Regions from separate parts of the Mus musculus genome. Here regions 2, 3 and 4 are each linked to region 1. A link is a loop called in an ENCODE intact Hi-C map of the cell type or tissue named here. Cell type or tissue: left cerebral cortex. All regions are shown on one strand. Region 1 holds the start of Gm40703 (a long non-coding RNA gene). Region 2 has its middle 4.6 kb from the start of Gm35837. Region 3 overlaps Pcbp3 (poly(rC) binding protein 3). Region 4 overlaps Col18a1 (collagen, type XVIII, alpha 1).

Region 1 (8,000 bases):
TGGCTGAGGTCAGAGTTTTGTTAGGCCATGGTGTTAGGCCATGAAGTTTTACATGGGCTGTACCCAACTCTTGGAAATAATGTTATGGGGACAAAATGGCCAACAGATTCAACAGTAAGGGGCAAGATGAAGCTACTTCTCAAGACCCAGTAGCATCTCAAAGCCAACATCCCACTTGTCCCCAAATGTCAACCAAGTAGTAATAGAACCCTTGTTAAGACTCCACAACTGAATCTAGACTTTGCATAGGAGGGAAAAGTTGGGAGATTTGCAGAGAAGTCTTAAAGGGCAGCGGGAGGGATTCGCTGTAATGGCTGCTCTGCATCACTATGCAGGAGACTGCAGGGGCTTGTGGGTGAGGTCTGAGGCCAGACATAGAGCCAAGTGCACAGGGGGCTCAACTGTGCTCTGAAGGGAGCATGTGGAGTCAAGAGGGACATGGGCAGACTAGGAAGGTGGAAGTGGCTTCCTGAGATGGCCCCTTCTTGTTCCTAGAAGAAAAAAAATTAGAAGAAAACCATTAGGAAGGCATAGGGGTGGGTATCTAAACCGGACCAACAGGGCTCCACGTGGGGGCCCAAGCCAGGGTCTGTTGAATGGATGTCCAGCCTAAGGCTTTTCCCATCCCTAATTGTGAATTGGCTACTTTCTGTTTCTCTGCAGCTGGGTCTTGTCTTTTCCATTTGTTCAAGAGAGGAACCAAACCCTAGACAATTATTAGCTCCACTGTTACACTTCAGTGGTGCTTTAGGGGATGGGTAGAGATAAGGCTCAGTTGGTAGGGTACTCGCCTAGCATGCATAAGGCCCTGGGTTCGATCCCCTGTACCATGGAAACTGGGCATGGTGGCGTGCCCCTGTTATCCCAGTATTTCAGAGGCGAGAGGATCAGAAATTCAGGGTCACCCTCAGCTACACTAGTTGCTGAAGGCCAGCTTGGGGTACATGAGACACTGTCTGAAACAAACAAAAAGAACAAGTTTTCCAATAAATGTGGCACTGGCTGTTCTTGAAAGAAGAATATAAAACTCGCCTCACACAGCTCTAAGGGTAAATGAAGGGCATCTTCTGGACCATGGGCGCTTCTTGTTTGTAATCTCTAACACACACACACACACACACACACACACAGAGAGAGAGAGAGAGAGAGAGAGAGAGAGAGAGAGAGAGAGAGAGAGATTGATTCTGGGTGGGATGCATCTGCTACCCAGGCCAGCAACTGTTTATGAGATCCCAGGACAGTAGGGGTGTGACCATCCTTTTTCCTTGGCTGAGACATGCACTGCTCCAGCATCAGCAGACAACATCAAGACAGATCATGTGGAGCAGAGCGGTGTCTGAGCCAACCCCTGTTGGGTTCGAGACCACAGACAAGCTTAAAACCAGGTAGACAACTCACATCTGTGACTGGTGCCCCCAGAGCCCCACCTGACCACTGCCAACACTTGCTGTGTCAGTCCTGTGGCTCCTACAGAAGACTCCACCACATATGCCCATCGACTACAGACCACAGCTCTCCATCCACAGTCTTATTTCATGGTCAGCTCTATGAAATTGGGAAGTTGTCACTTAGATGACCCTGAGACCCAAGCTGGACAGATGCAGAGCCCAGTCCTTCTGAGTCCCCAGCCAGGCCTGCATTCTGAGTTGGCTACAGTCTGCGTAGGTTTGAGCATTGACTCCGGAACTCTGGGGACAGGGGGACATGCACGGCTCCCTATGTTTGTGTTCCCCTGTTTGCCAATGTTTGGATTTCAGATAGGAGGCTTCAGGTTTTAAAGTCTGTCCCCTCCCCGACTCCTGGATCTTTCAGAAAGAGAGAGAGGAGCTTAGCAATGCTGCTTAAGGCTCTGCCGCCTTTGTAGCACCTGCAGCCTCCAGCTACAGAGCGTCCAGGTTGCGTACAACTGTGATTCTGCAATAAAACTAGAGGTTTCTTATGAATCAGAAAAGGTCCACTGGGCCTCATTCCAAGGAAGCCCGGCCTCCACCCGCTCTGCCTGCATCTCCCTGCATCGCCACCGAGGGGAAGAAGACTGTCCTTGAGCCCAGTCCTGCAAACACAGCGAGCAGCTTGTTTAAATAAGGCAAATTGCGCACGTTGTGACATTTGCCCGTGTTTGGATCCCAGATCCGGTGGGGTGGATTCTCACGGCCCTGAGCAACTCCAATCTTCCCCAGGAAAGTGGGCTCCACGCATCAGCTCCTGGAGAGTACACCACGGGAAGGCTAGATTTCCTCCGTGGGAAACGCTGTCCCCATGGCTTGCTCCAGCTGTGCTGAGGGAGAGACCCCCAGGATAAGAGGTAACCCCAAGTGCAGGGGAACCCCTGGATCTACGGGCATAGCTATTCACATTAGTCCAGTCCTCCAGGGTCTACCCTGCAGCACAAATCCACATTCCATGCTGCACCTTGGCCAGTCCCCTCCCCCCACTCCCAACGGAACCTCATGCCTGGTCACATTTGATGGCTTAGTTCCACGGGCACTCCTCGGCTGTAGAGCAGGCTGCGCCATCTCTGAGGGCTCCCTTTGCAGACAGTCCCAAGCTCCTTTGAGAAACCCATCGGAGAATGGCCTTTAGCCATAGATACAAAAACCGGAACTCCCTGCCCGGCTGGTGACTCACACACGAGTCACCTCCCTGCACATTTCCAGGGACAAAGCCAGGATTTTATTACCACGGAATGATGGTGAGCGAGAGGGTGGAATTCCACACAAAAGCCCCAAACTTCAACATGTGAATCCTGGTAACTGACTCAGTAAATAGAAAAGTCGGGCTGGGATGTGCATGTCTGTGCCCCAAGACACCAGTTCCCAGTGTCTGGACTCCTGGTCTGTGGCCAGCCTATTGCTCCCACCATCTGGCTCCCTTTGGTGGCCTCTATGGGCAGCGGTTCAACTCTTGACCTACTTCATAACTGTGGTGTGGTCTCAAGGGCTATCATGCAGTTCCTAAGATACTTTCCCACCCTCTGCCCTGGCCCATGGTGGCTACCAGTTTGCCCCTACTGTATACCTCTCCGCCCATTCTATAGTCCCCGCTGGGTGTCTATGCATGTGGCTTCTACTTCGTCACATGACTGCATAGCTGTCCCCAAGCAGGGCAGGGAGCCAGCTCCTTTCGCGGTGCCTCTCCCGACTTGTTCCCACATCCCTATCCCTGCACTACGGGGCCCCAACTTCCACAGGGGTCTGTCTGTTTCAAAGGAGAACCTCCTTGCTCCTGAGGGCAGCAGGCCCAGGACCTTTCCCACCTCAAGACACTGTTCTCTCAAGGGAATGGGACATTTTTCTGATACCTGATGGGGACAGATAAAGCCTTGAGTGCGCGTGTGTGTGTATGTGTGTCTGTCTGTCTGTGTATAAAACTTTGGACATTTCTAAGTGTGGCCCTGTGAACTACAAGATATACCTAGGCTGAGATCAAATAGGGCTTTTTCTCTCCTCTAGTGAGGATCTTAGCCTTATCTTTGTAGGTGACTTCAGTTGTCAGGCACCAGCTGCATGGAGGACCAAAGCCTGATCTTGGAGGAGTTCTCTAGGAACAAGACCGGGTGGTCTGTACCCCTTTTGTCTACTTCTGGGCTCAGCCCTGGTCTGACCACCCACTCTTCCCATTGTGTCTGCTAGGTCTGCTAGTATTTCCCACCTCCGGCAGGAACTTCTAGAGAAAGGCTCTCTCTCGCCCTCTTGTGGTTGCATGAGGTACAGCAGAATTCCAGTGCACTCTCGGCTCCCCAGACAACCATAAGTTACCTTCTCTGTAGACAGGGATAGAAGCAGGCAGCTTCCAGCTGCTCCTTCCTGGGGCTTTTCCTGGTTTTTGTGGTTAAGTGGGTTTTGTTTGTTTTGTTTTGCTTTGCTTTGCTTTGCTTTGCTTTGCTTTGCTTTGCTTTGCTTTGCTTTGCTTTGCTTTGCTTTGCTTTGCTTTGCTTTGAGACAGGGTCTCACACATCCCCAGGCTGGCCTGTAACTCATTATATAGCCAAGGGTGACCTTGAACTTCTGATCCTCCTGCTTCAGGCTCCAATGTGTTAGGGTTACAAGCGTGCTCCATCACACCCTGTCTTCTGCAGCCCCAGGGACGGAACCCAGACCTCAAGAATGCTTAGGTGGAGAACATACATCTAGTTTTCCCACTGTGTACGTGAGGGTGAGGATTAGATAATAAGCCATCAAGGTTCACATATGAAAATACTAGCTTGCAGAGTTCCGGTGGATGCCCTTCTTCACCTGGCCTACATCTAAGCCACTGAGCATGTGTGAGAAAGACAAATCCAGAGAAGGGAGAGATGCAGACGAATGGACAGATTGACAGGCGCTATGTAAAGAGCCTACAAAGAATCATGGGCCTGTCTTCTGGCTACTGTTGCTATGATAAAACACCGTGAACAAAAGCAATTTGGGAAGGAAAGGGTTTACTGGCTTACTCTCCCCATCTCTGCTCATCATTGAAGGCAGGCATGGCAGGAACTCAAGCAGGGCAGGAGCCTGGAGGCAGGACTTGATGCGACACCAGTGAAGTGCTGCTTAATGGCTTGTTCCTTGTTACTTGCTCAGCCTGCTTTCTTATAGAACCCAGGACCACCAGCCCAGGGAGAGAAGCATCCACAATGGGCTGGGCTCACCCCCACCCCCATCAATCACTAAATAATAAAATGCTCTATTAGTGAGCACAGGCTTTTCCAGGTCTTTCCTCAGCTCCCTAGCCTGCTTCCTGTATTGGGAGTACTTTTTCCTTTCTTTCTCTTCCTTCCTTTCTTTCTTTCTTTCTTTCTTTCTTTCTTTCTTTCTTTCTTTCTTTCTTTCTTTCTTTCCTTCCTTCCTTCCTTCCTTCTTTCTTTCTTTCTTCTTCTTTCTCTTTCTTTCTTTCTCTTTCTTTCTTTCTTTCTCTTTCTTTCTTTCTTTCTTTCTTTCTTTCTTTCTTTCTTTCTTTCTTTCTTTCTTTCCTTCCTTCCTTTCCTTCCTTCTTTCTTTTCTTCCTTCCTTTCTTTCAAGAATTATTTATTCATTGTGTCTATGAATACATTGTTCTATCTTCAGACATACCAGATCCCATTACAGATGGTTGTGAGCCACCATGTGGTTGCTGACGATTGAACTCAGGACCTCTGGAAGAGCAGTCTTAACCGCTGAGCCACCTTTCTAGCCCCTAGGACACAAGAGTCTGAAATGGGGGTCTGACCTCTGAACTCAGATTCATGTACTAAGCATGTGTTTTCTTTCCCTTATCTCTTTTCCAAATTCCAGTCAAAAGCCTAAGCCTGCTTTCGCTAACACCCTGGCCTTTCTTCCTCTCTTTGAAGCCCCCACCCTCTTTTCCAGCATGTAGGCGCTTGCCAAACCTCCAGTGCAGAAGACACGGCTTTCTCTCTCTCTTCTTCATCTCCCTCCTCTGGGAAGCTGCCAAGACTTTAAGCTTACCTGCCCTGTTATTTTTCTCCAACCCCAATAAAAATCAGTCTCAGGCTTCTTTTAAAACTTGTGTTAGCACGACGAAGAACTCAAAAGGGGACCTCCGTTTCCCCTACAACACCTGGGCTTTCTGCCTCAATGAATACTCGAGATTTCTCAAGGGCATAGTCCAGGAAGCTCAATAAACAAGTCCCAGGGCAGGGGAGGCCGGGGATCATAAAGAAAGGGGGGAAATGGAGGCACATACCAACATGGGGAGTCTCTACATGCTCCCCCTGTTCTGGGAAGAAACAGGGGCAGGAGCACAGAGGCTCCCTGGCTGGGCAAGGCAGGGCCAGGCTAGCTGCCCCAGAATCATAGGACTTTGGAGTGGACTCTGTCGGTGGTGAGGTAGGGCCCATGGCCTCCAGGCTCTCAGCACATACATGGCTATCTCTCAGAAGAGGGTCTCATGAGCCACCCACAATAATGATGAAGGACTCCACTAGGCATGGGAATGGGTCCTTGGGTGGAACCAGTTAGCCAGGATTCCCAAGTATTAGAGGCAGAGGCATTCCCAGTCTGCCTTGCTTGCCAATTGTGGTCAGCCAGGTTCCAAGTTTTGATCTGGGGCACTTCTGTGGCTCTCCTTAAGAGAGATTGGCTTCCATGGGGGTCATTTCCAACCCACCAGTGCCAGGCAGCAGGAAAGTGCACCCCTCAGCCCTAACTCAGCTCTGAGGGCAGTGTCTGTTCTCAGGATCAGTTGCTCCCCTGCAGTGAGTAGGCCCCGATTGAAGAACCTTGAAGTGATCTGTTACCCATGACTGGGTTTCGGTAATTCCAGGTTCTTGGCCTCTTAGTCTGAGAATCAAAATAAAAGCTCACATCGGTTTGTAAAAATAATAATTATTTAAAGCAAAATTTTGCCCATGCGTTCAAATCTAGTTCAGGCCAAATCGGTACTCTTGACTGCCTCATAGGATATGCATTGGAATACATCCAAATAGTGTCTTCATTATTTTTCTTTTGCTGAGATCCGTAACCAAGGCAACTTATAAAAGAAAGAGTCTGTTTGGGGCTTTTGGTCTCACAGGGTTAGACTCCATGACTATCAAGGCAGGGGGGTATGGCAGCAGGCAGGAAGGCATGCGGAGAAAGTAGCTGAGAGCTTACATTTCATCCACAAAGACAAGGCAGAGAGAGGGGCAACTTGAATGGTGTAGGCTTTTGAAACCTCAAAGCCTGTCCCAGCAACACACCTACTTCAACAAGACCACACCTCCCAGTCCTTCACAGTTCTACCAACTGTGGACCAAGTATTACACTGTATGAGCCTATGGGGCCCATTCTCACTCAAACCACCACAAAAAGAAACTGTTGGGGGTGGGGTTGAAAGATGCGTGATTGTCATTGAAAAAAAAAATGTATCCCACTGTTCGGAGTGGGTTGTGTGTATATATAGCCAGATGCTTACGGAGTCTGGGGCTGCTAGGTGCGTCGTTCAGAGAACTGTGTATAAGGACAGTCAGTATATTTGGGAAAAGATGGTAGACTGCCAAGATCATCATTATAAGAGATGAGGTGGGCATGACCCAAACAAAGCACCAAGTCCTTACTGTCCCACAGGTGTGCTTAAGTATCCTGCTCCCCAAACCCCTGCCTGGGACAGAAATGATAGTTCTTAAAGGGTTGAACAAGAGGCACCCCATCCACACAGGAGGTGATGTGTTTATAAAAAGACAAAGAGAAGGAGAATATGTTCTATGGGGTGTAGTCAGGTATGGGGGGAGGGGGTGTCTCAGTGGGTCCATGCAGAGGCATCCCTTCCCCCTGAGGGACCAGCCACACGACCATTTAGTATAGAATAGTTTATTCAGGGCATGGGGAGGGGAGTTAAGGGGGTAGTAGAGGCAGAGAAAGGGAGGGAGGGAGGGAGGGAGGGGGAGAGAGAGAGAGAGAGAGAAAAGAGTGGCTATGAGCATGGGGAGAGAAGGGGGAAGGGAATGGGGAAAGGGGGAGAGCAAGAGAACAAGAGAGGGAGGAGGGGGCAAACAGCCCCTTTTATAGAGGGTCAGGCCTACCTGGCTGTTGCCAGGTAACTGTGGGGAGGAATATACCTGGTTGTTGCCAGGTAACTGTAGGGTGTTTAGACAGTATGCTAACAGGAGGTACAGCCTGCAGTCCTAGAGCTAGCCTCCAGCAGCCCAGCAGTGTTAAGGGCCATGCTGGAAAGTGCCAGGTATCTAGTGCCAGACATCTAGTGAAGCGAGCATAAGCCACATCTACCACTGCTTTTCAACACATTCTGAGCCAGGAGCTCCCGGTAGCTGGGGAGGCTGCTCATGTCCTTTCACACCGGTCTATGTTTCCTAGGTAAACGCAAGGATGGGATAGCTGACTAGACTGATGGTGTAGTCTCAGTTGCACGAGAAGCTGTAAGGCTCCGGGCACCTCCTTCTCCCTGTGTCCTGACTCAGACGATTTGACCAATCTGGGCAGGAGAGCTGCAGCTTTCTCTGCCAGCTTGGATTCAAGTCACAGTCCAAAACACTGAAAGAAACTTGTCCCACATAAAGTCAACAGCACCCCACGCCCCACCCT
Region 2 (8,000 bases), 52 kb before region 1:
AACTGAGGGAAGAATAATAACTTGGAGGCTTCCTCTAGAGCTCTAGGTCCTCGAGGGGAGGGGGTGTGTGTGGGGTGGGGTGGGGGCTGCTTCATCGCTTCAGCTCTGCACAGACACTGGGGGGCCTCCTTGAAATGTGGCTTTTATTTTGTAACAAAGCAAATGTTTTAACATTTTCTTTCCTTCAACAAATAAATACCGGCTCCAACACATGTCTGAGGAGACTACAATAATAAACCCAAATAGCAGTGACAGACAGGAGGAAGTGGCCTTTACTCTCCCCAGAGGAAGGTCCCACGGTAGAGCTAACAACTACCTAAGAAGTCACAGAACTCTGGCTCACTGTGGATCCCTGGAAAACCAAAACATCCCCGTGAGTTTGAGTTTTTTTTCTCTGAGCCAGGAGACTTAGTGATGTGGGGTCCGGGGTCTGATTCTCCACTCTTAGTTCCAAGGCAGGGCTCTGGACAAAGCAAGTACCATATGTTTTATCCATGCTTAAACAAACAAACAAACAAAGCAAAACAAGCCAGGCAGTGTGGCGCACGCCTTTAATCCCAGCATTTGAGAGGCAGAGGCAGACAGAGCTCTGTGAGTTCAAGACCAGCCTGGTCTACAAAGTGAGTTCCGGGATAGTCAGGGCTACACAGGGAAACCAGGTCTCAACAAAACAAAACAAAACAACCCAAGACTGTCATACTGACTTCTCCCAATGTATCTGGGGCATCGGCCAATCCAGGGACACAGCACAGGGAGGGGTAAGGTGGGCTTTCCTCCCCACCACAGCTCTCTAGGATCCTTGTGTGCAGAAGACTGTTGTTGCCCCTTCACTTTTATGTTTTATTTTTGTTGGTGTTGTTGTTGTTTTTCAGGACAGGGTTTCTCTGTGTAGCCCTGGCTGTCCTGGAACTCACTCTGTAGACCAGGCTGGCCCTCGAACTCAGAGATTCGCCTGCCTCTGCCTCTCAAGTGCTGGAATTAAAGGCATGTGCCACCACTGCCCTGCCCGGCTCCACTACACTTTTATAGTCTATTACCAAGGTCCAAAAATTAAACTCACAAAAGGCAGATTGACGGGAAGAAGGGCATACAAATTTCATTTGAATTCTATGTACTTGGATGCTTTCCAGACAGAAAGTGGAAAAACCCAAAGAAATCCAGATCCTGGGACCTACAGGCCATCTTAATACAAAGGGATGAATGGCATGGAAGCTCTAAGCAAAGGACAGGGAAGTTGGGCTCCTCGGAGCAGTGGACTGTGGGAGTGTGACTGGGGAACGGGAACGTGTGGTGGAGGAGGTCCTTCAGTAAGCTCCTTCCTATAGCAGGGATCATTGCTTTCCCAGTAGTGGGAACAGTCACACAAGGATGCTGTGCCCTGGTGTTCACAGAATGGTAGACCTGCCTCCTCCTGTGCCCACGAGGCTCAGTTTCCTCTCAGCAACCTGGAATCCTGTAGCTTGTTATCTTACATGGTTGGGAGGCCTCAGGACAAAAGCCTGCATGTACTCAGGGCGTTTTCAATTAATGGGGTGCTCATCCTGTCTGACAACCAAGTGTCCTGTACTCCTAGCCTGTCAGTCAACAATGAGTTCTCCCTTCCTCCCAGTCAATCAACCCAGCACCTTCCACTCCCTTCCTGTCTGTCAACTGGGTACATCTGCTTAACAATCAGTCAGCAGGCTAGCCCACTTCCTACCCAGTCAATACAGTTTGTCCAGTCTGCATTGACTCAGCCACCACCCCTGCCCCCATCCTCCCACGCAGTCACCAGGGTGCCCTCCCCTTCAGTCCAGTCAGTGAATGGCACCACTGTCTCCATCCCCACTCAGAGCCCTCCATGCTGTCTAGTCTGGCACTTCCTGGACAGCTCTAACCAGCCTCATGGCTCCAAAGAGTACACCTTTGCCCAGCCCTGTGACCTTGAATGTCATACTTAGTACGCCTGGTCTCAAAGTGACTGTCTCAAAACAAGCTCCCAAGCATAGCCCTGGTCAGACACTAGGACCCCTGTACCAACGTTGTGTGTGAGAAGTAGCCATGAGTGCTGAGCTCATCAAATCCGCCGTGGGCCCCCAGGGTGGCCTTCCTAGCAGCAGACAGCACAGCACAAGGATGCGCCTGTTCCTTCTGCAGGTGACAGATGTGCACAGGGACACCTGTGTCCCACACAACCTCATTTTACACACCAACCTCATACATACGTAACACACACACACACCTACCTCATACACACACCTTGAATTCATAACCACTTCACAATACACCTAACACACATACCCACTTCACATACATATCTCACACATGCCTACTTCACATACACCACATATGTCACACACCTACTTCATATACACCTCTCTCAGATACATACTTACCTCTTATACACATGTCTCACACCTGCCTACCTCACACCTCACACATATATCACATACACTTCAAATATACACCTTTCTCGGCCCTCACATCACACACTCGCGTGCACACACACATACAGACCTCATACATACCTACCCATGTCCCTTCTACGAATACCTCATACCTACCCACACCACATACGCTTAACCTCACACATACACACACAATGCACACTTACCTACCTCGCATGCACACCCATGCTTGACAGACGTGTGGCATCCCCAGCCACTTCTTTGTCTTGAAGGAAGCATACAGTGACCACACCAGCATCTGCCCTGTCAGGGCTGAGTGCTCCCGAGCCTCATGTGATCCCCAGACCTTCTCAGGCCAACAGCCGGCACTTCTTGGCCTTCTGCTGTTACCCAGTGATTCAAAAGCATCGAAACTGCTTTTTGTAAAAGTCAAGTTTGCCTCTAGGGAAGGGAACAGAAGCCAAGAGACTCACTAATGGTACCAGGTCCTCGAAGATCATGAGAGTTGCTGATGTTTAAGGCTGAGCCAGGGCTCAGAGCCACGCCTGCCGTTGGGAAGTCTGCTAAAGTGATTTCCTTTCTCTCTTTCTTTCTTTCCTTCCAGTTTGCAGCTTGAGGATGGAAAAACAATGGGAAAGAAAAAAAGCTGCTGTTGAGATCGTCCAGTGTGGACTCTGCAAGCAGGCGAGACAACATGGCGGGAGGAGGGCATACAGACAGGAGGTGAAGGAGGGAGTGGAGGAGTAGAGAGTAAATCAGTCCCTGATGGGGAAAGAGATGGACCCACAGGCATCATTCTGTCTGCTCTTTGTAGCAGAGTGCCTGCCTGGAGCTGTGTGGGCACTCATGGGTAACACCTACCTCTTTCTACTCTGGGAAGACCCAAGGATTCATGGCAGTCTGTAGGGTGAGAAGAGGCCTTTAAATTTCCCCACAGCAGCCCTCTGAGTCCCCTTTCTACTTCAAGTGGCTGGACCTAATCCACTAGTGGTGGGGCAGCCAGAAAGGGAACCCAACTGAGAGGAGAGTCCCAGCAGGAGACCCTCAGCAAGAGGGCAGGGAGCTAGCCTTGGCTTCTCAGCAGGAGGATGGATGCTTTACCAAGGACTGCCTGCTGAAGGGGGTGGAGCCTGATGAGGGAGCCTCACCAGGAGGATAATGGCTTAATCCAGGGGACCTTCTGGGGAAGAGGGGCAGCAATACCCTTGCCTGGGGCGAACCTGGGCCCTTCCCTGGTTACCTACTGAATCAAAAGGCTTCTCTGACTTCGACATGAGCATCTTGTTACTCTGGAATGGCTTCTCCCCCTTAGCCCTTCATCCTTTAAAGAGATGCCCGTGGGGAATGTCCACAGCAAAACCATCCCCGTGGACCAGTCTAGGTTCTGTGGGACAAGGAATATGGACCTGGAGGGGTTTGTAGGCAGCCATCACTCTCAAACCTTGGATTCTGACCATCAGGTGAAATTCTCAGCAGCCCAAACCCTCACAAACAGCCAGGGGGCGGTTCCTTCATAAGGGGAACCCCCAGAGCTTCTGCTGTCAATGTCTGTGAGAAAGGATAAGACTGGACCCTAGCCTCCCTGTTAAGTGGAATGCTTATTAAACCTCACTTTGAAAGGAGGTTCTCTGGTGCTAAAGAACCAAAGTAATCCTATTCCCATGAGAGCAGCAAGCCTCTGCTATGTGATTTCTGATGCCTGACCTGCAGTAGGTGGTAACACACAGGCCAGTCAGTCCTCAATAGCAAGCTGAGTGTGTAGTCGGAGGCTCACTACCCCAATCTAATCTCAGCGGGAGACTCAATTCCTCTCATTCACGCCAGCCAAGCCTTGCAACTCTCTTTGTTGAAATGATGTCAGGTAGAACCTCCAGGATTTGAGAAAGACCAGCAGCTAAGTTGTTCCCTCCCAGACCTCTGCCATCAGACCATGCCCAGGCTAGTCTGAGGGAGGAGGAGAAGCCTGTGTGTGCAGCCCTGTGAGTCACCAGCTAACCCGCTCTGAATGTGAACAAGCCCAGACAAGACCCCCAACAAACATAAGGATGTGTCACACATCCCGAGCTGGCTACCACAGACGGAGCCTCCAGCAGGAATGGACAGCTGCTTCCAAAGGAGGTGGGACTCATAGCTAGCTTTCACAAGATGGCAAAACCAGATCTGGAGAAAGTACAGAAAGTTCCACATAGATTTTCGTAAGATTTTAAATAGTTTAACTCAACTGTTTATGTTACATGTTTACTCAGGAGTTACCATGTAGTCTTCACTAGGTTCCCTCTGTGGCATCCCCAAACGGAAAAGTTACATTTGGTACAAACTAATGATCAAATGACACGGTTGGAACCCCCCAGTCCTTTACCAGTATCCTCCACTCCAAGGTACCTGGTTGTATTTCTCAAGAGTCCCTCAATTCCTCAAGCCTGGGACAGTTTCTTGGTCTCTGCAAGGTCTATGACCTTGATATTCTTGAAGAGCTCTCTCTGGGCAGACTCCTGAAAGCCCAAGTAGGCTGTCAGTGCCTCTCAGGGTTAGACTCGGGTATGAACTTGAAGAGGTAAGTGTCTTTCCCATCACACTGGACATGGTGCAGAGGTCACCGTGAATTATTATTGGAACACTGGTCTTGGCCCTCTTGGGTGAGGTGGCATCCTCCCAGTTTCTCCTGCACAAGTCACTGTTTCTCTTCTCATTCTGCTGATGGGAAGTGGGTCATTAGGTCACATCCACATTAAGGGGAAGAATGCTAAAAATTTGGTAGGAAATACTATTAATACTGAAGCCAGGCAAATATCCTGCCTTTCTTGGAAAGTTCTACCCACTAACCTAAGCACTCACCCATGGGTCTTCACTACAATAGTGATCGAACAGAGTAGACTTAAAAAAAACTTATTTACTTTGAGTATGTGAATACACCGTCATTCTCTTCAGACACACCAGAAGAGGGCATCAGATCCCATTACAGATGGTTGTGAGCCACCTTGTGGTTGCTGGGAATTGAACTCAGGACCTCTGGAAGAGCAGTCATAGCTCTTAACCACTGAGCCATCTCTCCAGCTCTAGAATAGACTAGGGCTTTACCCCTTTTAATGTAGTAATTCAAATTTTATTGTCATTAAGATTCTCTTTCTCAGTTTCTGTTGCTGTGATGAAACACTGTGACCTAAAAGCAAGTAGGGGAGGAAAGGGCTTATACGGCTTACACTTCCAGATCATAGTTCATTATTGAAGAAGTCAGGGCAGGAACTCAAGCAGGGCAGGAACCTGGAGGCAGGAGCTGATGCAGAGGCCATGGAGGGGTGCTGCTTACTGACTTACTTCCCCTGGCTTGCTCAGCTTGCTTTCTTATAGAACCCAGGACTACCAGCCCAGGATGGTACCACCCACAATGGGCTGGGCCCTCCACCATCAATCACTAATTAAGAAAATGCCTTACAGATGGATCTTATGGGGCATTTTCTTAACTGAGGTCCCCTCCTATCAGATGACTCAAGTAGACATAAAACTAGCCAGCATGTTGCCTTCAAAGCTCATGGGTTTGGGTGGGTCCTGGGTAAACTTTGTAGGCATCGAGGATCAGAATGAGGGCATAGGGCATCTATCGTTCTACCCACAACAGGAACAGATTAGAATGCAAAGTTCCTGGCATTGTCAGACAAGAAAGTAGTAATTCTTAAAAGTTAGCCTCTTAAAAGTCAAGGGAAGCCTGTCATGTCTAAGCAACTGTTAATAGAACAATGAGAGGCAGTTAGCAAGCAAACTGTGTGGGAATGTGGAATAATGACAAAGTTGGAAAAAAAAAACTTTAAAGAGGATCATACAAGAAAGGAAGGAGAACTGGGAGACAAGAAACCAGCAGTTGCCAATGCTGGGAATTACATCAGACAAATGATAACAGTATACATCAAAGATTGACGGCTGGAGTTTCAAACAGGAAACAAAAGTGAACGCCAACATTCAGAAAGGAGGAAATGGCAGGGATGTAAAGGTGTGCCTGATGCTCTGTGTGTATATGTGTGTGTGTGTGTGTGTGTGTGTGTGTGTGTGTTGCGGTTGCTAGGCAACGTGTAAGCCATCACAGTGGCCAGTTGGCTGAAGGGGTGGTAAGAATATTGAACATCTGTAGGGAGACTATGAACCTGAACATTACCTGCTTTTCCAGCTGGACCACTCTGAAGGCAAAGGGTGAAACAAAAAGTTTACAATGTATGTATCAAAAGATGGCCTAGTCAGCCATCACTGCAAAGAGAGGCCCAATGGACTTGCAAACTTTATATGCCCCAGTACAGGGGAACCCCAGGGCCAAAAAGGGGGAGTGGGTGGGTAGGGGATTGGGGGGGTGGGTATGGGGGACTTTTGGGATAGCATTGAAAATGTAAACGAGGAAAATACCTAATAAAAAAAGTTTACAATGTAACAGAGGAACTAGCCTGATGTTCAGTGGACAGAGGAACCTGTGCAATCCGCAGACCCACACAGCAGAGAGAACAGACTCCTGAACTTATCAGACCTCCACGTGTGTGTCATGGCATGTGCACATGTGCATGTACACACCTACATACACAATACATGAACGTAAACAATTTTCCCCCTTCCCTTCTCCCGCTTGCTCCTGTCCTCCCACCCCCCACCCCCCTGCTCCATCCGGGTTCTGCTTCCCACCCTGCAAATGTAAACAATTTTTTAATGAGACAAACGAGAGGTATAAGCACGACCTCCTCATCAGACCTGGAGCAGTGCACATCAGACCATGTGAAATACAAGGACCTGGGGAGAGGCGGCTCAGTGTGTGGGACTAGTGTGCGTGACCCCTTGGGTTCCATCCCAGAATCCCAGGGGGAAAGATAATAGCTTTTGTCACTAGAGGTCTCTAACAAGAAGATGAAAACCCGGAGAGATGGGGTGCAGGCCATTCCCAGAACAGACAGATGCTTTGTGTAAAATGCACGGAGATTGTTCCATCAGTAACGTACAGACCCAAGATGCAGGCTTAGCTTGTCAGGACCCTAGAAAGGCTCAAGCTTACTGATCCCTCCATCCTCAGCAACCCCCAAAATACAAATTAAACCACAAGGTATCTGCTGGCAGCAAGGCTAAAGGGAAAATCCTGATTCCAAGTGTTAAAAAGACGTAAGGACCTGGGGCCCTTGCACGCTGCTGACCGACAGCAGGATCATTCACGGCCGCGTCAGTCACGCTGACTGTAAACACCTTGACACAGAACAAGAGGGTGGGCCCTGAATGTCTCAAAGTGGCCTGGGCTTAGCAGCCAAGCAGAAAAATGCCTGTGTAGCAGTATGGTAACATCTCCACATGCTATTGGACACAAACAAGTGACCCAAGGTGTCTGAGGAGGTTCTAATTCTCTTTTGTCCTCTCTCTCTCTCTCTCTCTCTCTCTCTCTCTCTCTCTCTCTCTCTCTCCCTCTCTCTCTCTCTCTCTCTTTGTGTGTGTATGTTCCTTTCCACCTCTCTGTCTCTTTCTGTGGTCTCTCCCCACCCTTTGTCTTTGTCTGTGTCTGTGTCTGTCTGTTTGTTTCTCTCCATCTCTCTCTGACTTTCTGTCTCTCTCTGCCTCTCTCTCTCTTTCTCTTCCTCTCCCTCTCTCTCTCTTTCT
Region 3 (8,000 bases), 420 kb before region 1:
TGCTTGGCCATTACACAGGCCATCAGCTCGATCTTTGCTTGCTTCACTGTACAAAGCCCTACTTTCATTCAGCTTTAAAATTAATGTTTGTATCTTTTGCAGAAAAGTACAAAACAGTAACGGACAATAAAGAAAAATGTTACACACTAACAAAGAAAAATTCCTAATCATTTGGTATCCTTCCTCAAGGGGCATAAGTGGTGGGGGTGGCTGCCTTGCTGGCCATGGCTTGGCATTTTGTCTCCACTTGCTGGATAGAGACAGTCTCTTAGTGCACCACACGTTGGGAGGCTAGCATCTGAGGTGGCCTGCAAGACTGCCCACATGAGCACCAAGTGGCTGTTTTAGTGAAGATCAATTTGGTCACATTAGTTTCTTCTCCTGCTGCTGGATGCCCTTGCTCAATGGCCTGTCACTGAAGAGAATCTCAGAACCGTGGCCCACCTTGGAACATAGTATGGTTGCAAAATTTAAGGTTGGCTTCCTCTTAGCATGATGCTTTTAAAAAAGCCTGTATAACAAAGTACTCAGGGTAAAAAAACAAAACAAAACTGTGATAGTCTTTAGAAAATTCTGCTACTTCTATGCCAATTTGAGGAAGGCTTTCAATGACTAATCCTATCATGTACACATGAATGTGTGTGTGTGTGTGGGTGTGCGTGTGCGTGTAATTTCTCTCACGTACACAGAGTCACTTTTATAAATGGGTAATAACTACACAGTGAAACTTGACAGTGTTGACAAATTTGTTAAAATAGAAAATAAAACCTCTCAAAGAGTTTGCAACTTTCCCCTTATCTCTGCAGAGAACTCTGTTCTCTGTAGCCTTGAGGGCCACAGACTTGAGGACAGGAAACACAGATGGGAGGGGGTAACCTGCATCCTTCCTCATCAGGAAAGTGGAGCTTACACCTCACCATAGTTCTTTTAGCTGTGTGACTGGGGTCCATGGTAGGGTTTGCAGGGCCAAACAAACATCAGGCACCAAAAGTATCTAGGAGCTATGACGTGGATACCAATAGGATGAGACCAGAGGGCTGCAGTGAGCACACCCTTGGTACCATCATTCTGTCATAGTGCCTGTGAAGGCCCCCAGGAATGCTGGAATTATTATACTGGGCAAGGACTCATGAGGCTGGGTTTCTAAACAGTCAATTTGGCAAGCCTTGGGACATGGCCACAGCCTTGGTGAGCCAGGGTTAGGTCATTAGACCAGCCTTGCTACAAAGCCTTCAGAAGACCTTTTTTTAAAATGGGGCCAGGAAGGATGGACATCAAGGAGAGCAGGATGGACTCCAGAGGAAAACAGCTGCTGCTGCTGCAGAGGCTGGGTAGGGATGCCTGCACTGGGGTACTATAGAGAGGCTGCTGCTGAGCTGGGGAGCTGCCTGGGCCAGGAGAGGGGAGAAGGTGAGGGCTGCTTATTTGTATATAACAGGAACAAAGCAGAGGCTGAGTCCATTCCTTTGATTCCTCTCCCATTGGGGAAAAAGCCTAATTCTGAATTATGTTCAGCATCATGTTAGCTGATGCCATTATCTTGATTAATTCCCCAACTACTTACTGGTAAGGATTCTCTCTCATTAAGAGTATGTCTTCCATAAATAACAAAAGACAAGTACTTTATTAGAGAAGAGTCCGCTATTTCACGGTTTGGGCAGAGAGGGACAAACTGAGCAAGCCTTTTGGCTGTCCCAGGATGGCCTGCTCCTCTAACTCGGGAAACTGTTCAGAGAATAGCTCCTCAATCATTAAAAGTCCATTTAAAGGATAGGTGGAGAACACATGAACATACATACATTCATGCATGCATATACATGCATATATACAAGTTTTATACATTACACACACGCACACACACACACACCATGGTGCAGCCTTTCCAGCATCATATTCTCTAAGACTCACTTAGGACTCCTGTCTCCCTGTAAATGAGCTTACTGTTCATAAGTTCAGCTTCTGTCTTTATATATAGTATACCAATACGGCTTGGTGCCATCAGAGGCTTCTGTCAAGCTGTGTGTTCAAGAGCTTTCTAGAGAGGGGCTCTAGAGGCAGAGAAGGGAGCCAGAACTCCTCTAAGGAGTCAGCACGCATGATACTTAGGCCTGCAGGGCCCAGATGTGCAGCCCGGGGTGTGCATCTGCTCAGATGCTGCTGTGCTGCGGCTATGGGTGTGACGGAGTGGTCACTGTCTCAGCACAGACCTCATCTAAATCAGGATACAGGTCATAGGACCTCCGTGGGGGCCCTGGAAACATCAGGTGAAGGTAGCCTCCTGTTGCCCAGGGCTCAGGATGGTACCTGCAGCTACTGGCTCACATTCTTTGAGAAAATCTCTTGAAACACTGGGGTCCAAAGATGCGGGCAGGGCACTGGGCTGTGGCTGTAAGGTTGGCAGGCAAGAGCTAAAGCTGTTGCCAGTTACCATAACCTGGTGAAACAGGGTCTGGACCACCACCTTCCAGTTTGCAGAAAGTTAAAGCAGGCTTCCCCTTTGTTATGTGTGGCAAACAGAGCAGCTTCTAGGACAGGCAGGAGGGTGAATTTCACACTGCAAAGGCCTAGGGCATCTGAGCTGGCAGAGAGGGTCATCAGCAGGCACCAAAGCAACAAGAATTTTCTGGAGTTTCTTTTCGTACATGGGTTTTTAGTGAGGAAGCACTGTAAGACGCACATGTAGCTTCAGGTGGCCTGGCTGCTTACTATGAATGTCTAGCAAACTATCTGATGCTTTCAGCATGCCAGGTTTGACTGTATACTGCAAAAAGCCCAGAGATAATCTCAAGTGTGGAGGAAATGTGGACAGGCTGGTGAGAAAGGGGCTCACGGGGCGAGAGCTATGGTAGGAAGGTCATGGCTGGCCAGAAGCTGAGGTGGTAAATTAGGCACAACTCACAAGCTCTGAGCAAAGATATGTGTGGCCTTCTTTCTCCCTAGGAACCCCGAAATGTTTTCCATCTCAGAATAGAATATGAAGATCCACAACCTCATCCCATGTCCCCTTGCCCCAGAGTCTACCCACAGGCTGGAAGAAAAGGTGGGGCCAAATAAGCACAGGCAGCCATATTCCTTGGATCTGCCTACCACGCATGGCACATTTGGAATCAACACAACTTGGCCATACAGTCTAATGATGAAGCCCTTCCCATCCCAGTTCACGGAGGGGCTCTTCCATTATAAGGGAACCAGCAACCAGCTGGCTTTACCCACTACCTCTGGATTTTCCCAGCCATGCCTGGGTGGGAGTCTCAACAGGACGAGATGCTCAGGGAGTAGAAGTGCTTGTGTGGTTATGGGGGTACCTGCTGGCAGTAATGAGTCCTGAGGGGACTCAGAAAAGGGCAGCAAGCACAGGGCTGCAGACCCCAGCATGTGTGAGACCAGGGACCAATGATGAGCCTGGGCCATGTGGCCATGAGGGTCTTTGTGAGCCAGCCTTGGTAGGAGAATTTCAAGAGCTGCGTCCTATGAGCTATGAATAATGACTGGTCCTTTTACAACAGACGATGATTTCCAGCAGAAGCCATCCAAGGAACGAACTTTAACTGAGCAAACTTTCCTCTTGCTTACTCCAGGGACGAGGTCTAGCTTAGAGCGCAGCAAAGAGAGGAGGAAGCCTGTTCAGGGACACAACTAACGAAGCACACACTGAAGAAGCAATTCTACCTCAGAAACATGAAAAACTCAAGCCGGCAGAGATGTAGCTTCAGGCATGCTAGCTCTGACCATGAGCTGATGGATGAAATATACTAAGGGCTCTCTACACAGCTCACAGCCGTAGGCCCGATCTGTGCCCTGCACGTGAGGGTGCTAACCCCAGATGCAGCCCCAGCCTCCCCAAAGAAGGCTGGCTACTGTAGTCTGGGTGCTGTGGTCAGCAGGACTTCCATACTTAACAACTCCAGAAACACATGCTCATAACCCTTGCTGATGAAGCGCAAACTATAAAAATACCAGGAGTCATTGCGTATGTGGAATCAGTGCCACTAGGTGGCAGCAGAGCACCATGGCCTGCTCACGCACAGCAATCTCCCTTTCCTCAAAGTCAAAACTATGCCCTGGGCTTTGGCTACAGCCCAGCACTGAGCCCTCACAGCACCTGCCTCTATAATTCTAATGTGAACAGGAATCACCCACATTCCCATACTTTATCGCCCACAGCTATTTCTAGCTCCCAGGGCAGAAGTGAACCACGCTACAGAACTGAAACTGTTTCCTTCCAGGCTAGTCTAGAAAGTGTGTGCTGGCCTAATTCATCTCAACAAGGTGTCACAGTGTTTGCGTGACTTCAGTCAGTGCCCATGGCCTGTTACCACTTTCCCGGATCAATGACGCCTTTCTGTGACACCATTCACTTTCACTGTAGGCAGCACCAAGGCCCAGTCTTGCTATTTGGGTGGGGGTGGGGTTCCAAAGCATCAAAGACCGAAGTGGCAAAATGGAATGTGGAATAGTGGGTACAGTTTTCTGATAGTCAGCCCTGCCTGGGTCAGCAGGGTATGTTGTCCCTGTGGCCGTGGTACCCTCAAGGCTTAGACATTTATGACAATGACTGCTGGAAATGTATGGTTCAGGCTGTAGGTCCAAGATGCTTGCTGAGCAAAGCCCACAATTGAAAGGGGAACTGAGAGGGATTCTGGGTTCCATGGAAGAAGATCTTACAATGTGTAAGGAACATTCTCTCAGTCCTTGCCTAAAGGGGCCTAAAGCAGAAAGCAGAAAGCAGTCAATGTTGGTCTGCAGCGACTGCTAGACGCCCATTTCAGGGGACCTAAACACGATCATGAACCCCAACTGATGTGACCAGTGGAACTCTTGCCCCAGGCTGCTTCACAAGGCCATGGTGCTGTCATGTAACAGCTGGACATTTCCACCCACAAATAATCATAACACTGGGGTGGAGACACTTGCCAGGCACCAGAACCACGCACTTTGGTTTCTTCCTTGGTCTTGGACAGGAAAGGTCAGGTAGGATCTCTGAGGACCACACCCACTCCAGACAAATAGCCCCTGGAAGAACCGCAGCGTCAGCCTGCCGTTGGGGACTTAAAGTCACAGAGACAAGGGAACTTAACCCCTTGACAAGCCCACGCTATTTCTACTGTAAATGGATGGACAGGTCAATGACACACCCATCCACCCAGCCAACATCCAAGTGCCGGTGCCATTGGAAGCACTGAGCCAGATGCAGTCTCTGCTGTGTCAGTACGGGTGAGAAAGTGCATGCATGGGTCAGCCTCTTGGCCTCACCAGTGAACAACATCCAGAACAGTCTCTCTTCGTGGGAAAACTAACAAAATCATGGCCTCCCTCGGAGATAAGGGAGCCCTCCTTGCTGTCCCAGTACAGTGTTCAGGAAATATGATTGCTTTTGTTAATTTTGTTGTTGTTGTTTGTTTTTTGTTTTTTTTTTTTTTCCGAGACAGGGTTTCTCTGTGTAGCCCAGGCTGTCCTGGAACTCACTTTGTAGACCAGGCTGTCCTTGAACTCAGAAATCTGCCTGCCTCTGCCTCCCAAGTGCTGGGATTAATGGTGTGTACCACCACTGCCCAGCTGCTTTTGTTAATTTCTGATAGACTCCCCCGTCTCTTTTTCTCCTCCCTCCCTCCCTCCCTCCCTCCCTCCCTCCCTCCCTCCCTCCCTCCCTCCCTCCCTCTCTTCCTTTCTGAGACAGATTTTCTCTGTGTAGTTCTGGCTCCCCAGGAACTCGCTCTGTAGAGCAGGCTAGCTTCAAACTCAGAGATCCACCTGCCACTGCCTCCTGAGTGCTGAGATTAAAGTTGTGCGCCACCACCACTCGCTGTCTTTAACAGACTTTCAAAGATTAGTTTTGGCCTCACAAGAGACTGGTACCCATGTATCCTCTTATACACTCACAGCCCCTCCATTATCAACACCTCCCACCAGAGGACCCTTGCTATCACCAACTATGATATATCGTTCCCTTTGGAAATACATTCTCCATCAGGATTTATGCCTGTTGTATATTATTCAACTTCGGGAGAAGGTATAATGATGTGTACCCACGATTGCAGTACCACATAGACTAATTTCACGGCACTAAAAACATCTCCGTAATCTGCGCACGCATCCTTCCCAACCTCAACCTCTTGGCAATCACTCACATTTGTTCTGTGTCTGTAGCTGTGCTTTTTCTAAAACAGCACGCGGTTGGATCATACAGTTCTTGGCATATTCTTTCACTCGGTACTAAGTATGATTTCTTCATGTCTTTGAATGATTGGCAGCTCAGTTCTCTCTAACACTGAAAAACGAACCATATCGTCTGAATGTACCATAGTTCCCTATGGCTTCACTCATTGAATTCACTCTTGTTGCATTTACACTTTTGGCCGTTATGAGTGAGGCTGCTGCACATCCATGTACAGACTTCTGGACGGGCATAGCTTAGCTCATGTGCAGACTTCTGGATGGGCATACCTTAGCTCATGTACAGATTTCTGGACGGGCATAACTTAGCTCATGTACAGACTTCTGGACGGGCATAGCTTAGCTCATGTACAGACTTCTAGACGGGCATAACTTAGCTCATTTGGGTTGATATCCAGGAGCCTAATGGTAGCGTTGTAAAATACAATTGCCATTTGCAAGAAACTCTTCTTCATAAGTGACAAATAATAAAGTCTTCCTTCATAAATGACTATGAAATTTTGTTTCTCACTGTGGAGAACAGAGGAAGGGAGACAGGAAGAAGGATGGGGAAGGAGAGAGAGAGGAAGAGAGAATGAATGAATGAATGAATGAATGAATGAATGAATATGAATTCTCAGTGCTCCATACTTCTGCCAATGTGTGATATTGTCAATGTTATGTACTTTGGCTATTCTGGTAGCTGTGTAGTGATATCTCATTTTAATTTAATTTAATTTCCCTAATGAGATATAATGTGGGAAATCTCTTTCATATATTGGCTACATAAGTATCCTTTCTGGTGCAGTAACTGAATTGAAGAAGTTTTCCCTGTGTTTTCCGTCATAGTCCTGTAACAGCCATTTTTTTATAAATATTTCAGTCCGGGGCTCAGTTTTTCACTCTCCTAACAGAATCATATTCTATAAAGCAGAAAACTTCTACCAAAATTAACCACTTCTTTCCCCCCATAAATTGATACTTTAACATCCTCTCAGGAAAACTAAAAGCCATCTTGATTTTCTCCTATATGTTCCAGTTTAGTTTTGTGTTTTACATTAGGTCCATTTTGAGTTGCTGTCTTTTGGACGGAGGGGCCTGTAGATGCCAGAGTTTCCCAGCTGCTGTCTTGCCTAAGTGCACCAAAGATCAGCTGACTATATCCATGTGACTTACTGCTGAGATCTTCTCAGTTATGAACTTGTCTATTCTTTTACCAACACAATTATTATCATCATTACTGTAGTTTAAAGTCTTTAATTCCATTTATTGATTAGTGTGTGTGCACACACACGAGTGTGGAAATGTGTACACACTCATATCAAGGCACATATGCATAGGTCAGAAAACTTGTGGGAATTACATCTCTCCTCTCTCCATGTGGGTCCTGGTGATTGAACTCTGGTCATCAGGCTTGGTAGCGACCTCTGTTGAGCCTGGGGGTGGGCGATCTCTCCATTGACCCTGGTGGTGATCTCTTTCTGCTGAGCTCTGTCATCACGTTTTAGAGAATGTTTTGAAGTCAGTAACATCATTTTGCTGTGTTCCTCTTTCCTCCACTGGACTGCTCTGGGTCAGTTCTTTCCCTAAATAAACTTCAGAACCACTTTGTCAGTGTCCAAAATAGAACTACTAAACATATTTATTTTATTGGGGTGACTCTACATCAAGTCATGACAAAGTGACATTATCACAATATTGAATCCAATCCTTGAATATGGAATATCTTTCCATGTAGTTAATTTTTCTTTGATTCAGTTATCAGTTTTTTCTAACAGTTGGCCACATATAGATTTTGTGTGTAGTGTATGCATGTGTGTGTGTTTGCTTAAGTATTGGGGGGTCCT
Region 4 (8,000 bases), 170 kb before region 1:
GAAGACTAGACACAGAAACAACCCGTTCTCTGAGCCCCTGTTGTGTAAAGCTGAGAACCTGGACAGCGGTTTGCTCCTGACAGCGTAATGACTAACACTCCATTTAAAGTTTAAACTCACAGTGCTTGAGAGTCCAGAAAGCAAAAATGCCTCTAATGCATAAGCCCCTAACAACTCGCTTCCTGCCCCAGATGTTGAAGAGTATTCTTTTTGGTTTTGTCTTTTTGAAGCAGGGTTTCTTTATGTAGCCCTGGCTATTTTGGAACTAGCTGTGTAGACCAGGTTAGCCTGGAACTCACACAGATATGTCTGCCTCTGCCTCCTGAGTGCTGGGATTAAAGGTATATTGCCAGCACCAGTGGACTAAAGGCTATTCTTTTTTTTTAATCCATTTATTCATTTTATGTATATGAGTACACTATAGCTGTCTTCAGAAGAAGAAGGCATCAGATCCCACTACAGATGGTTGGGAGCCACCATGTGGTTGCTGGGACTTGAACTCAGGACCTTTGGAAGAGCAGTCAGTGCTCTCAACCACTGAGCCATCTCTCCAGCCCAAGAATATTTTTAAAATGACCGATTCTTATAAAATTTGCTGTTCTAGTAAGATAATAGATCATTAAAAGGCTTACTGCTATTTCTGCCTTTGTAATCCAACTTGCTTACCCTAATCAATGACTAGGACACCTACAGATATATATGTTAAAAATTAGATTCAGCAGGAAGTGGTGGCACACGCCTTTAATCCCAGCACTCAGGAGGCAGAGGCAGGCGGATTTCTGAGTTCAAGGTCACCCTGGTCTACAAAGTGAGTTCCAGGACAGCCAGGGCTATACAGAGAAACCCTGTCTCGAAAACAAACAAACAAACAAACAAACAAAACAAAAAATAAAACAAAACAAAAAAAATCAGACTCTGACTTCAAGTGCACAGAATCCATGTAATCCTGTGGTTTCTTACTTTATAAGCCTCGGACTGCTATAACTATATGACACCTCTAGGGAGGGCCCTCCTCTACAGTCCCAGTGTCATGGGTATCTGGCACCAGTATTTAATGAAGCCGCTTCTTATTGAAATTCATTCATGGTCACGGTGAATCTCTGACAGACCAAGACCCACAACAGACAGCATTTCTGCAACAGAGATTAGGTCCAGGGCTGCCTTGGGCATGCCTGGCCTCCATGCTCTAATCCCCTTCTAGTTCCATGCACATCAGGAGGGATGATGGAGCCCCACGATCCAAAGATGCTATTCCTCTGATTCCAATCAACTCTTCCACCAGCCCCAGTCAGGGACTTCAGCTCCTGCCCAGATCTCAAGGAGAGACCAGTACTTACCGGTTCACCATCCCTTCCTGGAGTGCCATCCTTCCCTGGTGGCCCCTGAGGTCCCGGGGGTCCTTGTGCTCCAGGGACAGGTTGTGAGTTGGGGCTCTGGACCACTGGACCGGCAGGACCCTGGGGCCCAGCTGGGCCAGGTGGGCCCTGGGCACCTGGTTCTCCCTTTTGTCCTTTCATACCTCCCTAGGGACAAGAGAGGACATTGGCTGCTGCAAGCTACATACCAACCCACCTCGCACCACTGCTACATTCTCTGGGCACTAAATCTAAGAAAGCAGTTCAGCAGGGTATGGAGGGAGGGTTCAAGGAGAGAGATTTGCAAGGGCAGAGTGTGCAGAACACAGAGCAGAGGGCTGGAAGAGGGAGTATGGGTCTGAGGGCTTTGGTAAACTCAGTGAGACACATGGAAGATTCCGAGGATCCTAAGGTGCTCTGTGACAAGGTCATACATAGGGAGGTGGCCTCACCTTTATCAAGCCCCTTCCGGGGTTCTGGATAGCCTCATCCCATGCACCGCTTGAACCTGTGCCAGGAAGGGTCTCAGCTAGGAAGAGGGAGAGAAGGTCCGGTCAAGCTTCCCACAGCCCCAGGCTCTCAGTCTCACTCTTAAGCTCTGTTTTCCCACTCATCCATAGCCCAGGGGACCCAGGCTATGGGAATGGCCACCTGTCTTTCCACCCACCAAAAGCCCCGAGGGCAGGGGCCCCGGGAATGGTGAAAGGGAATGGCCACCTAGCACTGGCAACAGGAGAGGAAAATGAGTCAACACAGACTCACAGCCATTTAGAGCAAGTTCAGAGACAACTGAAATGCCCAAGAAGAGTCCTGGGTTGGTTTGAACACTCCACCATCAAAACCCTCTTCCACCAACCATGCAAGAGCAGAAAACCAGCAGAAATTCTGAGGAATGAGCCCCAGAGGCTCGCTGAGACCCCATCATCCACACTTGCCTCTGACACATAAAGGCATGTGTACACACACACACACACACACACACACACAGGCATACACTCACATCATTTCCCCTGCTGCAGAACTGTCTGGACATTTGTGGAACTTGTCCAGATCTCTGTCTTGAATACTGACCCTCACAAGACAGCCATATCCAGGGAGCCCAGGCTTGACAAAGGAGTTTGACCTGATAAGTGGCCCACACCAAGTTCTCCCCTGGCTTCTTCTCTGGGAACAGGAACCAGGAAGACTCCAACCCAGGATCTCTTTTGTGTTGGCTTCATGTCATTCACATGTGTTCAACTCACAAGCGCTCCTGGAGCCAAAGTTTGGCCCAGTGGGCCTGCTGCCTGGTTTCAGGCAGCCTTTGAGGTGAGAATGGTTTTTACAGATATATACATACAAGAAACACTTCCAATTCTTCCCTCTGCCTCCCCCAAATCTTGGGTATCAGCTATGGCTCAGGAGCACATCTGGAACCACATGATAGGTCCTTCCTGCGTGTTTGGGGTGCCATCCCCTTGTGATCAATAAGAGGTTTGTGAGGTGACACCTGGAGGTGGCTACTGACAGCTTCTCACCAGTGGCAGACAGTGAAAATATACCTTGCCGACAAGGTATATTTTCTTTTGGGGACCAAGAGAAAGCTCTAATTCTTGAGCACTATTTAGAAGCATCTAGTGGACCTTGGCTAGGTCACAGAGCCCCCATCTTGGGTTAGAACTGATGCTCACAGAGCTATTCCTGGCTGAGCTCACTGCCTGGCAGGATTGAGAGTCTGCAGTGGCAAATGAGAGTGGCCAAACCTATGAGTCACACAAACAGAGTGCTGGGGGGGGGGGGGGGCAGCCCTTACTCATTCTTGGGGTCCTGGGGGAGGGGCATGCTGATGGTCTTGCCCACACCCTGTCATTGGCACATTTCTTTAGTGAGGAGTAAGCCAGACACCTGATCAAGATGACTGACCACACACACACACACAAAAAAAAAACCCGCACACACACGTGCACGCCACACCTGCAACCTCCATTCACCATAGTCAAACTGCCCCAACTGCAGGAGACAGTTACCAAGTCTGACCACAAGAGGGCAGCATGGGCTCTCCCTGCTGAGGCTGCAAGGCTTTCCTAGAATGTCAGGTTCAGCAAACCAGAAAGCAGTGAGTGCCTCTAGGGTATTTAAAACTATACAAACATTGCTAAGAGAGATCAAACAAGACCCAAACAAAAGGCAATAATGGGTCTCAAGAGTCACTACCAAGACGACAAGACTGCCAAACCTATCCCCATCAAAACTCTGGCAGGTTTTCTTTTTCTTTTTCTTCGCTGTGGATGCATGAAAGGGAACAAGCACAGTCCACAATTTAGGTGACCATGCAAGAACCCCCTGTAACTGCAAGGCGAAGAGCAGACTGGAGGGCTGAGCCACCTGATGAGGACAGGATCAAGACAGGCAGAGAGAAGAGCCAAGAGTCACAGTTGAGAGACAGATGGGGATGGCACAGAAGGACCTGCATGGAGTCCCAAAGCACAGAATAGAGCCCGAAATAGACTCGAGTCGGGGAGGATGACTTTCCACATCTCAGAGTCAGCTCAGCAGGGAAAACAGTGACAGAGCCAAGTGGGGAAACAGTTTTTTAAAGAATTAAAAATAGGATTGAGGTCTTTGATTTTCAAGCAAAAAATCTGAATGTTTTTCTTTTCTAAAGATGCTGTTAAGAAAATGAAGCTGGCTGAGACAGGAGGGTCACAGGTTCAAGACCAGCTTGACACACACACACTCACACATACACATATGCAAAGAGATAACTCTATATAAATGTAGATATTATATCTATATTTAGATTATATATATATATACATACATATATATACATATATATATGTATATATACATATATATATATATACACACACATATATATATATATATATATATATATACACACACATAACACACTCACATCCCCAGACAGTAGGATAGGAAGGGATTAATAAGGGGGGGAGAGGGAAGGAGCACAAGGCAAGCCACCTCCCATCAATGGCAGACACAGTGATATCTAAAGACCATCAAAGATGAGGTGCAGAGACACACACACACACACACTGGGGTGGGTGGCAAAGAGACAAACCTCCTGATGAGACAGAAACCCCAGAATAACTTTCTCTGCAATCTCCTCAAACTGGACAAAGTGCATATGCCCATCACTAACTAGGTAAATGGGCAAATACATGTAGTCTGTCCATACTTTGGATGGTAGGTCAACAACCAACTGGCTATCAAGCAGAAGCTTTTTATAAAAGGGACGCAGTGCCAAGCAAGCCCAGATACTATTTACTGTGTCCCCATAGCCCCCCATACAACAAACACATGTGCAGTTCTGGGAAAAGCCAACTGTCTGTGGTGACAGAAGCCAGAGGAGTGGGTGTCCAGGGAAACCTGGCAGAGTAGGGGTCATGTTCTCTTGTCTTCTCTGGGATCCCAGGACACAGGAAGATGGGAGTGAAGGCAGAGCTCACCTCCAGTCCCATGGGCCCACACAGCACAGGTAGGATGTAAGACTCCACCCATGAGCCAGGAAAACCAGTACTTCTCAGCCTTGCTTGCCTTGTGGAGTAACAAAGGAAGGTAGCCAGAGCTGGTGACCCATGGAAATCTAGACCCTGTAACTCAGATCTTGGAGTCCTTGAGCCCTGATAGCATCAGGAGGAGCCATAGCGTGTTCTCTCCAGAGTATTGGAAGCCCTGGGGACTCCCAGAGGCCCATTCATGGGCTCCACTGTACTTCAATCCCATAGAGCTGTGACGTTACGCTGTTACCCAGCACTTGCTGTTATGCGGCAATACAGAGACTATCCCAGCACACACACAATTCACATTTGGCATGCCTCAGGCATCCATCTCTGTCTCCTGCAGGCCAGGGGCCCTGTGCACTTCTCCCAGACAGTGGCTTCTACAGGAGACATGTCCAACCCTATATGCTGACCCATGGCACAGTCTGGGCTAAGAACATATTTTCCCTTACATCATCCCTCCCTTGGATTAGTTCACACTCGACTAGCAAACTGATGGTCCTGAACCAGGAGATAGCATCTCTGGGAAGGTTCTTAGACATGACAGACAAAGGCAATACAGGCCAAGATCTCTGACAAAGGATGTGTCACAGCTGCCTGATTCAGAACTCTCCTGGGACCCAGCCAGGATCCTGCCTGAACAGGACCTTCTTAGAAGGCAGAAAAGCTTCAGATGAGGACACTTCTGGCTCTGAAATAACTCTCATCCAACACACAGGCACACACACATGCATATACATGCACATGAATACATGTGCACACACACTAGACACACAAACATGCATGCACACTTATGCACACATGCATACATGTGCACACACACACACACACACATGCATGCACACTTATGCACACATGCATACATGTGCACATGTCCACACACACTACAAGACGAACGCATATACACAGACATGCATACACACACACTACACACTGTGTGTGCGTGCACACACATGCAAGCATGCATACACTGCACACACACACACACACACACACATGCATACATACACACGCACATATGGACACACTACACACACACAGCATATCCAGAAAATTTTTACCTCCTATAGAATCTACCGCGGCGTCTTCCTCCGTTTCTTCTGTTCTAGGATCTTCTGTGGTGCTGCCTCCAGCCAGGGGTGGGGAAGTGACAGGAGGTGGCTGAGGGAGCCCAGGTAGTAGAGATGTATCCTGCAAGAGGCAAACAGGACACCTGGCTCTGTTGTTCGGCAGTACAGCTGTCCCGTGCATGTATGAGCTGGCCATCCTGGCTGGCTTTGGGGTTTACAGCTTATGAAAGACTTTGCGGACTTCTTGGGAAGATAAGAACAACCATCAGTCATTAGAATCCATTTCTTCAGACGTATGTGCTACAGGTTTTCAGTAGCCTGGAGGCTGGTGTCATATACCTCAACTGCCAGAGTCCTCAACTGCCAGAGGACCAAGGACAAAGACTTGTTTAGTCCAGAGACTTCCTGTGGCTGGATAGCACCCGGGATGGCTCAGGTGAGGTCCTCTGGTGTCACCGAAGGCTGTACGGAGCAGGCGTGTTCTCTCTGAGACTTCCCCATCAGCCCGAGTCTAAGCACTGGCCTAGTACTGACTTCTTACAGTTCACACAGAGGAGGCTGGTCTACCCTGCAGACCCTCTGCCACATGCCCAGTTTCAAAGAACACTCGGCCAGGGGGACCTGGTACTCCACATCAACATGGCCTCTATCCCTGAGGACTTTCTATCAGTGACTGTGTAGTCCGGGTAGATGGGCCCTGGGGAGTACCCTGGCTAAAGTAGTGCTGTGGGGCCTGAACAAGGCCTCCCACAGACACTCTTGTGGTAATGACAAGTCACTCCACAAGCATCACAGACTTGGGTGGGAATGGGACACCAGAGGCCCACAGCTTTAATTCCCGCAAGGGGAAGCGTCCACATGGACTCTCAGATTGGCCAAGCCCCTCACAGTTGCCTGTGACAACTTGTGGCCATCAAGGGATGCAGAGGCTACTGGGCCTTGAATGGGAACATAACCAGTCCATCAGCCCACTGGGTCATGTCCTGGAACTCTGTTGGGCTACAGAATGCAGTCCAAGATGGCTGTGTCCACTGCCCCTAGGGCCTGCCTGTCCCTACCCGTGTGTACACATATCAAGCAGTCCTCAACACCTCTTCCGGGTGTGGTGGTAGGGACCACTCCCCACCCTTGAGCCACTCAGCATCTTGTAGTCTCCCTGATGCTGATACCCCAGGTCCACCTTAAAGACAGACTCTGAATCGTAGATGCTGGGGACACAGAGGGGCTCAGAAGGTTCACTCAAACATTCTTTTCTTTTCTCTTCTTTTCTTTTCTCTTCTTTTCTTTTCTTTTCAGATTTATTTATATTTATATATGTGAGTACACTGTAGCTGTCTTCAGACACACCAGAAGAGGGCATCAGATTCCTATTATAGAGGGTTGTGAGCCACCATGTGGTTGCTGGGAATTGAACTCAGGACCTCTGAAAGAGTAGTCAGTGCTCTTAACCCACTGAGCCATTTTTCCAGTCCCCAAAGACTGATTGATTGACTGACTGACTGACTGACTGACTGATGATGATTGATTGATTGATTGATTGATTGATTATGTACACAGTATTCTGCCTGCATGTATGCATGCCTACAAGGCAGAAGAGAGTATAGATGGTTGTGAGCTACCAAGTGGTTGCTGGGAATTGAACTCAGGACCTCTGGAAGAACAGCCAGTGCTCTTAACCTCTGAGCCATCTCTCCAGCCCAAACATCCTTTTCATATCTGGAGTCCCTCTGGGTTCTCTAGACTCTAGACTAGAATGAGCATACAGTGTAGCTACCTAGAAACTTCCCGACAAGGCCACTTGTCTTGTTCTCATGTTAGACACAAACCAGTTATGTATGATCTCATAGCAGCCAACAGCAGCATCAGAAATGCTGGGTCATCTCTGCTGAGAAAGTTCTCTTTAGAGCTCGCTCAGGGCAAACGGCATCAGAGCCAGAAGAGAGTACAAGGTCAACCTCAGACTGTCCCTGCTGGGCATGTACCTGAATGACAGAAGGACGGCTGGGGTATCATATATACACCTGTGCACACTATGCACAGACCGTACCCTCTCCTGTCTGAACCAG

The links. A loop is a pair of places that touch in the nucleus more often than their neighbours do. Peaks named below come from ENCODE experiments on the same cell type or tissue, not always from the same donor. Only the 100,000 strongest peaks of a DNase experiment are listed, where the experiment ranks them.
Region 2: a loop joins it to region 1, with 2.1 times the contacts of the local background. A loop is called at or near these places in 8 of 42 quality-filtered maps.
Region 3: a loop joins it to region 1, with 9 times the contacts of the local background. A loop is called at or near these places in 14 of 42 quality-filtered maps.
Region 4: it touches region 1 in a loop (9-fold over the local background); 18 of 42 quality-filtered maps call a loop at or near these places.

The regions. Positions count from the first base shown.
Region 1 is chr10:77,249,341-77,257,340 of GRCm38, forward strand. It overlaps Gm40703 (a long non-coding RNA gene), which reads right to left and starts at 3,884. Exons shown (of 2, transcript XR_871845.2): 1 at 2,448-3,884; 2 at 1,516-2,273. In left cerebral cortex, CTCF peaks have their summits at 2,029 and 3,688 (motif pointing left); DNase peaks (open chromatin) are centred at 1,991, 2,644 and 3,681; H3K4me3 peaks cover 683 bases.
Region 2 is chr10:77,197,746-77,205,745 of GRCm38, forward strand. No RefSeq gene overlaps it. Among named protein-coding and RNA genes, the nearest start is that of Gm35837, 4.6 kb to the right of the region's middle. In left cerebral cortex, no CTCF peak of the experiment used is centred here; a DNase peak (open chromatin) is centred at 4,443.
Region 3 is chr10:76,831,881-76,839,880 of GRCm38, forward strand. All of the region lies in intron 2 of Pcbp3 (poly(rC) binding protein 3), which reads right to left. Among named protein-coding and RNA genes, the nearest start is that of Col6a1, 110 kb to the left of the region's middle. In left cerebral cortex, a CTCF peak has its summit at 3,984 (motif pointing right); a DNase peak (open chromatin) is centred at 4,018.
Region 4 is chr10:77,079,342-77,087,341 of GRCm38, forward strand. Col18a1 (collagen, type XVIII, alpha 1) reads right to left here. Exons shown (of 42, transcript NM_009929.3): 6 at 5,926-6,055; 7 at 1,808-1,884; 8 at 1,338-1,523. Among named protein-coding and RNA genes, the nearest start is that of Slc19a1, 50 kb to the left of the region's middle. In left cerebral cortex, a CTCF peak has its summit at 3,382 (motif pointing right); DNase peaks (open chromatin) are centred at 3,376 and 3,793.